Linked DNA regions of Homo sapiens: region 2 is linked to region 1. A link is a contact called in ENCODE Hi-C or POLR2A ChIA-PET data. All regions are on one chromosome and are shown on one strand. The core of a region is the stretch at or near the end of the contact, and the rest is flanking DNA. Distances in the headings are between cores, read along the strand shown.

Region 1 (5,415 bases), core at 995-3,494:
TGCTGGCTGGGAGAAGCAAGGTTTCACTTTACAGAGGACTTGTGGGGATTTTTTTGTTCTCTTTTAAATGGTGTTCACAATGCTGGAATTTCTTTCCATGCTTGACGTTAGAGGAAATCCTCGAACATGAAGGAAAATCTAACTCATTAGAACCTGGCGACATTCAAATCATTTTTTCCATATAGCCAAGCACATAGTAAGTGCTCAGTAAAGATTTATTCCATGGCCCAATAAATTATTTGCTCAAATCTGGCCCAATGTCCAGAAACAGGTCCAAAGATTGACATAGCTGGGCGCGCTGGCCACACCTGTAATCCCAGCATTTTGGGAAGCCCAGGCGGGCAGATCATGAGGTCAAGAGATCGAGACAATCCTGGCCAACATGGTGAAACCCCGTCTCTACCAAAAATACAAAAATTAGCTGGGCCTGATGGTGTGCGCCTGTAGTCCCAGCTACTCGGGAGGCTGAGGCAGGAGAATTGCTTGAACCCAGGAGGCAGAGGTTCTAGTGAGCCGAAATCACATCGCTGCACTCCAGCCTGGGTGACAGAGCAAGACTGCATCTCAAAAAAAAAAAAAAAAGAAAGAAAAAGATTGACATAACACTTTCATATCAAAAAAAGATGAAGAATCCAATGAAACACATGACATGATGATTTTGAGTTATGAAAAATATTCATGCTCCATTAAGAATCATATAGAAAGCCACTCACATATTTCCACAGGCTATGCATGCAAACAACAGCAAACTGACACACAGTTCAAGTTATTTGCAGTATTGCGTCCATAGAGAGAGAAACTCTAAAGTTCTGTGACAGATTTTTAAACAAAACATCAGAACTTACACATCCTCATTAGTACAAACCTCAGGAGGCTACATCTTTATTCCAACAATGATATCATTGTTCAACGCATTTTAAAATTCCTCTTTAGAAACACTACACAGAGCCAGCGGCCTGTTCTTTTTAATATCTGCTGTAGTGGCAAATCTTCATATTTGGAGGGTAAATTTGATTCTTGTAGATAACAAAAGGGCATTAGGAATTGGTTGGTGATTGAGAATCCTAGATTATAAACCAAAAGGGAAATGTGATTGCCATGTAATAAGAATTTATTTTCTTACATGGCTTTTTACACTGGCTCTAAAAGCAAATCCAGAGAAATAGTTCCAGAAATGATTTTTGAGGGTTGATTTAGTAAATCTATCCACTCCACAGAAGGGACAAAACAAGCAAGAAGAACGCATCATAAGCATCATTACATCTAACATCTGTACATTAGGGTCTGCATTTACAATGTATCTAGCATAATAGTGCCTCATTTACGTTCGCATCTGCCCCCACCTTGGCCTGACCCATGGTTCAAATAACCTCAAAGGTATCTACAAAATACAATACTGAGGGCCGGGCATGGTGGCTCACACCTGTAATCCCAGCATTTTGGGAAACCAGCCTGGCCAACATGGTGAAACTCCCTCTCTACTAAAAATACAAAAATTAGCCAGGCATGGTGGTGCACACCTGTAATCCCAGCCATTCAGGAGGCTGAGGCAGAGAAAATGCTTGAACCTACAAGGCAGAGTTTGCAATGAGCCAAGATTGTGCCACTGCACTCCAACATGGACAACAGAGCAAGACTTTGTCTCAAAAAAAAAAAATACAGTTTTTTTGTAGCCCTCTATAATTGATATATTTTTAAATAGTCAATAATAAAAATGTATCAATACTCCTCTATTGTATCAGGAACAGAGAAGTCATCTTTCAACTAGGTGACATTGTAGTGAGTGAAACCTCCTCATCATATACAAAGGCTAAACCAGCAGAGCAAAGGAGGAAAACAGGAAGTGAAAAGGCCACGAGAAATGTGAGATCTTAAATCCAAATCAAATATCTTTGTTCTTTGTTGTTACCCTTAGAGTCATTTCTTTTTTTTTTTTTTTTTTTTTTGAGACAGAGTCTTGCTCTGTCACCCAGGCTGGAGTGCAATGGTGCGATCTCAGCTCACTGCAACCTCTGCCTCCCAGGTTCAGGCAATTCTCCTGCCTCAGCCTCCCGAGTAGCTGGGATTACAGGCACCTGCCACCACACCCAGCTAATTGTTGTATTTTTTAGTGGAGATGGGGTTTCATCATGTTGGCCAGGCTGGTCTCCAACTCCTGACCTCGTGATCCACCCACCTCAGCCTCCTAAAGTGCTGGGATTACAGACGTGAGCCACCGTGCCTGGCTGAGTCATCATTTCTTAACATTTCTTACAACCAGTCCTTTTCACTAGACTCATTCATTGCATCAGAATATCTACAACCTTGGGCAAGTTACTGAACCTGGGTAGGGGAAGAGGGAGAATATCTACAACCTTGGGGTTGAGAGGAGGAGGGAGAATATCTACAACCTATTAAGACAACCAGAAGCAACCACAAGGATTCCTAGGCCAATACTTCTAAGCCAATTCTGGAAAATATCGTAGAGAAGGGTCGAAGTGGGGTTTTCTGGTAGCACAGGGAATAGTGGTACACACAGGAAAGAGTCTATGTCACTGGGTTTGTATTGTCTTGCAGAGATAATTCATTCCCCAGTGGTTGTCAAAATAACATACCAAGGATCAAAATCATAGCTGTTTGTGCCTGTGGCTGTTTGCACATGGAGGTCAAATGGTGTTCCCTCATTTACCATGGGTAGTAGGGCATAAATGTCCTCTAACTGTCCCAGTTTGCATGGAACTGTCACGGTTTCAGCACTGGCAGCCCCACGTCCCAGGAAACTGCTCAGTTCAAGGCAAACCAGAACAAACCATTGGTCAGAGGAAAAGGAAGCCCACATGAGGCCATAAGATATATTTCAGCTGCCCATCGAGAATGGAAGCCAGCAATCCTGACATCAGCCATTAGGTCATTTTGTTCTACCTGGCTGGTGTTCACCTCCAAGAACTTTCCCAAGCTTGTGACCCAACATGGTAAGAGAAGAAAATGACAGTAAGCTCTGGGCCCCCACTGTGGTGTGAAGCTTGAGCTATGCCACACTGCCTTCCTGGGCCTCAGAGATATAATGCGTAGGTGAGGAGCTGCACCAAATCAGTGTTTTCAAACTCCAGACAACAGTTTGATTTTCATGGGCCAGGAAATCAATGTAGTGGCTTGCAAACAGCATTTTAAAATAATAGAATAAAATGGAATATGTGAGAGGGCATTGCACGTGGCAAGGAAATATTGTTTGTAAAATATGTTTCAGCTACATATCTATGTCCATGTGTACTGGGTCTCAGTGTAAAATCTAGTGCTTAGTGTGGGTTGCAAAGTCCATACATGGAACAATCTCCAAACTTTCTACCAGCTCCAGAATTTTGTATCCTACAGAAGTCATCCTAATAATTTCTTCTCTTATACGTGTCATGAGATTTGGTAACTAGAGTGCGTGGGACTTCCTTCACTGGGCATTGGGTTATATTATTTTTATAAATTGTTTTTCTCTTTTATTATTGTAAGGAAAAGTTGTCCTTCACCTATTTATAGCACCCAGCACGGAGTCTTACAGTTAGGTCACTGTCAATAAATGGTTCTTATCTCTTTTTTTTTTTTTTTTTTTGAGACAGTCTCACTTGTCACTCAGGCTGGAGTGCTGTGGAACAATTACAGCTCTCTGCAGCCTCGACCTCCCAGGCTAAATCAATGTGCCTGCCTCAGCCTCCCAAGTAGCTGGGACTACAGGTGTGTGCCACCATGCCCAGCTAATAATTTTTATTTTTTGTAGAGACAGGGTCTCCCTATGTTGCCCAGGCTGGTCTCAAACTCCTGGCCTCAAGCGATCCTCCTGCCTCAGCCTTCCAAAGTGCTAGGATTACAGGCATGAGCCAAATGCCCAGCCAAGAAATGTGTCTTATATTCCAACATACCAACAAGAACACACTCAAACATCATCATTGGTGCCATCTTCCAGCTCCAGCAAAAGCAGAAGTCCCAGGGCTGGATGGTTGTCTCAGACAGCAAGAGCATGGGCTCTTGAACAATTTTGCCTTTCAACTGGAGAGAACTCGGCCCAGTAAAGGCCACAGTGATGCAACAGCAGCCACTGCAGACGCAAGTCTGACCCTGAGGTAAGATGCTGTTTCAGCCAGGTGCGATGGCTCAGGCCTGTAATCCCAGCACTTCGGGAGGCTGAGGTGGGCGGATCACAAGGTCAGGAGTTCGAGACCAGCCTGACTAATATGGTGAAACCCCATCTCTACTAAAAAATACAAAAAAAATTAGCTGGGCATGATGGTGCGTGCCTGTAGTCCCAGCTACTCAGGAGGCTGAGGTAGGAGAATCGCTTGAACCCGGGAGGCAGAGGTTGCAGTGAGCTGAGGTCGCACCACTGCACTCCAGCCTGGGCTACAGAGTGAGACTCTGTCTCAAAAAAAAAAAGAAAAAAGAAAAAGAAAAAAAAAGACTCTTTTCAAGAACAACCTGGTTCAACTGCTGAAGAGATGAACACACAAGGGAAAAGCAAAGGAGAAAAAAGAAGGAAAAGATAGATCTAGAATGAAAAACAGGTACGCACTAATCACACACCAATGATGACTTCCTGTTTTTGTTTTTGTTTTTGAGACTGAGTCTCACTCTGTCACCCAGGCTGGAGTGCAGTGGCACAATCTCAGCTCACTTCAACCTCTGCCTCCCGGGTTCAAGTGATTCTCCTGCCTCAGCCTCCTGAGTAGCTGGAACTACAGGCACGTACCACCATGCCTGGCTAATTTTTGTATTTTTAGTAGAAACAGGGTTTCACCATATTGGCCAGACTGGTCTTGAACTCCTGACCTCGTGATCCACCTGCCTTGGCCTCCCAAAGTGCTGGGATTACAGGCATGAGCCACTGCACCCGGCTAATGACTTCTAGGAGGGTGAAATATGACAGGCACTGCCTGTGCATTGACAGGAAGTATGATTTTATGGATTGTCACTCTATAATGGCAGGGTATAGAAAGAATAAAGGTTAGCAATTTTTACATAACAAATCTATTAGGGAACCCTTTTGTTTTCTACTCTGCCCCGCCACCAAAAGTTATGCAGGAATTTCCATATAATCAGGACTTCAACTAAAAATTTCTGCATCCTGAAAAGGAAAAATGTCATTTCCTCTTAAATCACACTTATTTCCATGGGTAATTCTGAAGTTTGTTAAAAGGACAGAAATGGAGAAGGTTCATATTTATGGTTCCCAGTCTTTTAAAAAATTAGGAAGTGAAATTGCTTCTCCAAAATATAAGAACAGATCAGAAATTAAAACTTAAGAGGCCCACTGCAGTGGTTCACGCCTGTAATCCCCGCACTTTGGGAGGTGGAGGCGGGAGGATCACTTGAGTCCAGGAGTTCAACACCAGCCTGGGCAATATAGTGAGACCCCCCTCCCCCCACCCGCAATCTCTTCAAAATGACATTTAA
Region 2 (5,415 bases), core at 1,312-3,811, 220 kb after region 1:
CCTGCCTCGTCAGCTGTCATGGAACAGTGCTTTATAAATTACACAATATCAGAAAACAAAAGTTACTTCAAAAAAATTTAGTTTCTGTACATTATGGCCCATAGCACATTATGGCAAGGATGTAATTCATGACCATGGAACAGAACTTTTCACTGTTCACAGATGACTGGTCTCTAGAAAAATCTAAAGGAGAATATTTTTATAACTTTGGAGTAGGAGTGGTCTTTGTAAGGATGGTGCAAAGCCTGGAAGCCATAAGGAAAACCTTCATAAAATTCATTATCTAATAAAAAGTATTGGCATAGCAACCACCATAAGCAAAACAAACAGATTACAAACCAGAAAAATATACTTGAACTTTATGTTATGTATTAAGGATTAACTTCCCTAATACAAAAAGAACTCCTATGAACCAATAAGGAAAAGAACAGGAACTCTGTAAGAAAATGATTGAAAGACATAAACAATTTGTATAAAAGAAAATAGTGGTGCCGGGCATGGTGGCTCAAGCCTGTAATCCCAGCACTTTGGGAGGCCGAGGCTGTCGGATCACAAGGTCAGGCGTTCGAGACCAGCCTGGCCAATATGGTGAAACCCCGTCTCTACTAAAAATACAAAAATTAGCCAGGCGTGTTGGCGCTTGCCTGTAATCCCAGCTACTCAAGAGGCTGAGGCAAGAGAATCGCTTGAACCCGGGAGGCGGAGGTTGCAGTGAGCCGAGATCACGCCACTGCACTCCAGCCTGGGTGACAGAGTGAGACTCCGTCTCAAAAAAAAGAAAATAGTGGCACCTAAACACATGAAAAATGCTTGCTCTTATGCATAATTGAAAAAAAATACTAATTAAATCACATTGAAATAAGCCATTTTTTGCCTATCTAGGATTGACAAAGATAAAACATTTTGCAAACGGATCATGTTAGGGAAGATACAGGAAAACAACCCACTCATTTGTAAATACGTTGCTTTGCCAATATCTTGATGATTCAGATGATATGGCTTGATCCAGCAATTCCACTTACAGAAATTTACTCATGCAGGTATTTACTGCGTACTGTTCATAGTAGCACGAGAATGTCTTATCAGTGGGTGCTGGTGAAATGAAGTGTGTTGCATTCACATCATGGAATAGTACACAGCCACAAAAAGAGAACGAGGCTAACTAAAAACCATTTAGCAGATACCTGCCCCCACTTTTTAAAAAAAGAACATTTTATTGTGATTAGAATACTCACCAGGAGACCTACCCTCTTAACAAACTTTCCAGTGTATAATACAGTATTGTTAGCCATAGGCGCAATGTTGTACAGCAGATCTTTAGAGCTGCTTAATTAATCTAGTGGACTCCTGATCTTGTTAGAACCTGTAAACTGATGTCTTTCTTCCCAATGCTGTTGCTTCACTACCTGATGCACCTTTTTTGGCTGAGTTTGCTTAACTGAGCTTTTTGTGATTGTTTTGCCAGCATGGGAGGACCTACTATATCTGGGACTCTATGCAAAGAATATTCAGAGGAATGATATGCCTTTAAAGGCTGCCTGTTAACAAAGGGTTAAATAATTTAGGCATTAGACGAATTGGGGGCCCTGCCAAATGAGTGTGGCTAAAGTCTGTCCTTTTCCTGAACATTCATGTAAGAAAACCCCACCCCCTGTTTGTCCCCACATTCTCTCTCCTCCTAAGGATCATTGTTCCCTTGTGGCATAATAATTAAAAAAAAATGTGAAATTGAGCCGTCATCAGACTGGTAATGAAATCCTGAGTGCTGAAGAACCTGAATTTCTTTTTTCTTTTTCTTTTCTTTTTCTGAGATGGAGACTCACTCTATCGCCAGGCTGAAGTGCAGTGGAGGCGCGATCTCGGCTCACTGCAACCTCCGCTTCCTGGGTTCAAGTGATTCTCCTGTCTCAGCCTCCCGAGTAGCTGGGGAGGCTACAGGCACATGCCACTACCCCACCTAATTTTTGTATTTTTAGTAGAGACGGGGTTTCCCCATGTTGGCCAGGCTGATCTCGAACTCCTGACCTCAGGTGATCCTCCCACCTCAGTCTCCTTTCAAAGTGCTGGGATTACAGGTGTGAGCCGCCACGCCTGGCCCAAGAACCTGAATTTCTGACAGGTAACAAATACCATTTTCTTTTTAAAAAAGTTATTCCTTTTTAATCTTGTTAGACTGAAATGGCTTGTCTGTCAATATATTTTCAAAGGGTAGTCCATTCTTGTAAAGGACATAATGTGCCTACTGTTCAATTTTTTTTTTTGAGATGGAGTCTCACTCTGTTGCCCAGGCTGGAGTGCAGTGGTGGTATCTCAGCTCACTGCAACCTCTGCCTCCATTCAAACGATTCTCCTGCCTCAGCCTCCCGAGTAGCTGGGATTACAGGCGTGTGTCACCATGCCTGGCTAATTTTTTGAATTTTTAGTAGATGGAGTTTTACCATGTTAGCCAGACTGGCAATATTTTTATATTATGACTAAGTATAATATGGGTCCTGTGTGGCTTGTTTAAAACACATTGCTCTGAAACCCTTGGGCTTTTAGTTGTTATATTGACTTGTGAATTTGCTGAGATTTAGCAACTATTTCCGTAGTATATGCAGTTCCCTTTTTTTCTAGTGGCTTTCAGTTTCATAGTTGAGTATCAAGAATATAGCCTGTGAACTGCATGGGATTCTGCATAAAGTATTTTAAGAAAAAAGAACAGGCCAGGCGTGGTGGCTCATGCCTGTAATCCCAGCACTTTGGGAGGCTGAGGCGGGCGGATCACTTGAGGTCAGAGTTTGAGACCAGCCTGGCCAACAGGTGAAACCCTGTCTTTACTGAAAATACAAAGATTAGCTGTGTGTAGTGGCACACACCTGTAGTCCCAGCTACTCGGGAGGCTGAGGCATGAGAATCACTTGAACCCGAAAGGCAGAGGTTGCAGTGAACTGAGATTGTGCCACTGTACTCCAGCCTGGGTGACCAAGTGAGACTGTCTCAAAACAAAACAAAAAAACAACCAAGGAAGGGACTAGAAAGCAGATTAAAATAGCAGGAAAAAGAATCAAAATAGAAGCCATATGTAGTGAAAAGAGTCCACCAAAATGAATCAGAAAAGCAATTTAAACAAAATGTATTAATTGGATTGGTCAGGAGTAAATAATGAATTTGTATGTTTGGGTGCACAGAAAACCCTATAGATGTGATCATAGAAATATTTGTTTACAAGAGTTGAACCTAGGAAGAAAGGCATTTTTCTAGATAACTATAATGCCATTATCATATCCTGGAAATTTAACTTTATACAGTACATTATCTAATAAACAGGGTCACATTAATCTATCCCCATTGTCCCAAAAGTGTCATAGCTTTTTAAAAATCACAAAATATGGCTGGGTGTGGTGGCTCATGCCTGTAATCCCAGCACTTTGGAAGGCTGAGGTGGGCGGATCACAAGGTCAGGAGATAGAGACCATCCTGGCTAACATGGTGAAACCCCGTCTCTACTAAAAATACAAAAAATTAGCAGGGCCTGGTGGTGGGAGCCTGTAATCCCAGCTACTCGGGAGGCTGAGGCAGGAGAATGGCATGAACCCAGGAGGCGGAGGTTGCAGTGAGCTGAGGTTTCGCCACTGCACTTCTAGCCTGGGCGACAGAGTGAGACTCCATCTCAAAAAAAAAAAAATTGCAAAATACTTGATAGGGTTTTAAAACTGCAAGATAGCGAATATAATACAAAATGAAGTGAATTTATATTTTCTATTAGAAAAGCAGTTTTAAAGGGGGTGCTTTCTTTTATGTAAATAAAATTGAAGCTGACAAATTTGAGATTTTATATTTTTATCAAATTTGTATTTAGAAGGTATCTTTTGCAACTTATTTGCTTAAAATTATACCTAGAGTTGGCTGGGCGCGATGGCTCACTCCTGTAATCCCAGCACTTTGGGAGGCTGAGGTGGGTGGATCACGAGGTCAGGAGATCGAGACCATCCTGGCTAACATGGTGAAACCCCGTCTCTACTAAACAAAATACAAAAACTAGCCGGGCGTGGTGGCAGGCGCCTGTAGTCCCAGCTACTTGAGAGGCCGAGGCAGGAGAATGGCGTGAACCCCAGAGGCAGAGCTTGCAGTGAGCCGAGATCGCACCACTGCACTCCAGCCTGGGAGACAGAGCGAGACTGTCTCAAAAAAAAAAAAAAAACAAAAAACCTAGAGTAAAAAAAATGGGATCTCATTTCCTTGCAGCAGATGACAACTTTGGATTCTTGGTCTAGCTTAATTAGTAAATTGGCTTAGAATCACATGATTTCAGACCTGACAGCAACCCAGGATTTTCCAGAAACCCAAGGTTATGGATGGGAACAATGAATCATTGGTGTGATTACATTATCCTTTAACCGTAATGGGTTTGCCTTGCATTAAGTAACCAGAGGGAAAGAAAGCACCTGTTCCTTAACTCTTGTGGCATTTCCACACTCATCTTCACTGAGCTTGTGCTAGTGGGGAAAACAAATGACAAACTGTAGTTCTGTTTTTTGGTTTTAAGCCTAATAATAATAATTAATGGCAGCAATTACTATGTGCTTGTTATGAGCCAGGCTTTAGGCCAGGTGTTTTATACATATTAACTTCTTTGTACTTTGTAATAATTATATAGAATTAGGTTCTGTTGTTGATCACTGTTTTATAGATGAGGATACCGAGGCGCACAGAGGGTAAGCAGGTGGACCAGGGTCACTTAGCAGGATTTGAGCCCAGGGAGGATGAACACTGGGCAGCCCATGCTTCATCAGTGCAGTGCCCTAAGCTGCTGAGTATTTTTGGGCGCTTTTTTTCTCCATTTATTCATGCTGTCTGTGCGAATGTGTATGGAAAACTCCAAGCAATTGGAGTATGCCCAGAATATACTAGAATTTTAAGATGCAAATGTTAGATCACATCGCCTACATTTCTGATGGTAGTCAATCTTGAATAGCCAGGCTAATGCATATTTCCTGTATGCGTTACATACCTGATACTACCAAGATCGAGGCCGGAGATGCTAAATAAACAAGAATAGTGAGGAGCCATGCCATTTGTAATTTACGGTTTGGTGGGGCACAGACATTAATTCAGCATTTACCCAAATAAGGGTAATGATATTTTTATTCTCAGAATAATCTTTTATTCTTATGATAAGAGTTACAGAGGAAGATGATGGTACAAGGGAAGCTACCTAGGGAGAGCTGACCTTGTTGGAGGGAGTGAGAGCAAGCGCCCTGGGTAGTGAGATTGTAACCAAGATTTGAAAAGTGAGTAGGGTTAACTAGTGACAGATGGATTTGAATTCCAGCATTGCCCTTGAGCACGTTGGTCACTTTGTGGTGATGACCTTGAACAAGTTACTTTACCTCTCTAAGCCTTAGTATCTTCATCTGTAAAATGGGTGATTGT

Evidence for each region. A loop is a pair of places that touch in the nucleus more often than their neighbours do. ChIA-PET counts read pairs that join two places held with the same protein, here RNA polymerase II (POLR2A). Pooled maps may share reads with other maps.
Region 2: a loop to region 1 is called in a pooled map, with 2.6 times the contacts of the local background. The contact joins two enhancer-like sites. A Hi-C loop is called at or near these places in 1 of 168 maps with a recorded cell type or tissue (naive thymus-derived CD4-positive, alpha-beta T cell) and 8 of 50 pooled maps. POLR2A ChIA-PET finds 5 or more read pairs at or near these places in 3 of 52 experiments (activated B cell, activated CD4-positive, alpha-beta T cell and activated naive CD8-positive, alpha-beta T cell).

The regions. Positions count from the first base shown.
Region 1 is chr7:26,095,452-26,100,866 of GRCh38, forward strand. All of the region lies in intron 1 of LOC105375199 (a long non-coding RNA gene), which reads right to left. Among named protein-coding and RNA genes, the nearest start is that of NFE2L3, 54 kb to the right of the region's middle. Within about 2 kb of position 2,245, at least 3 of the 41 ENCODE cell types and tissues checked have a DNase peak (open chromatin) inside an H3K27ac peak, as active enhancers do.
Region 2 is chr7:26,312,015-26,317,429 of GRCh38, forward strand. The region is part of intron 1 of SNX10 (sorting nexin 10); the gene reads left to right. Among named protein-coding and RNA genes, the nearest start is that of SNX10, 23 kb to the left of the region's middle. Within about 2 kb of position 2,562, at least 3 of the 41 ENCODE cell types and tissues checked have a DNase peak (open chromatin) inside an H3K27ac peak, as active enhancers do.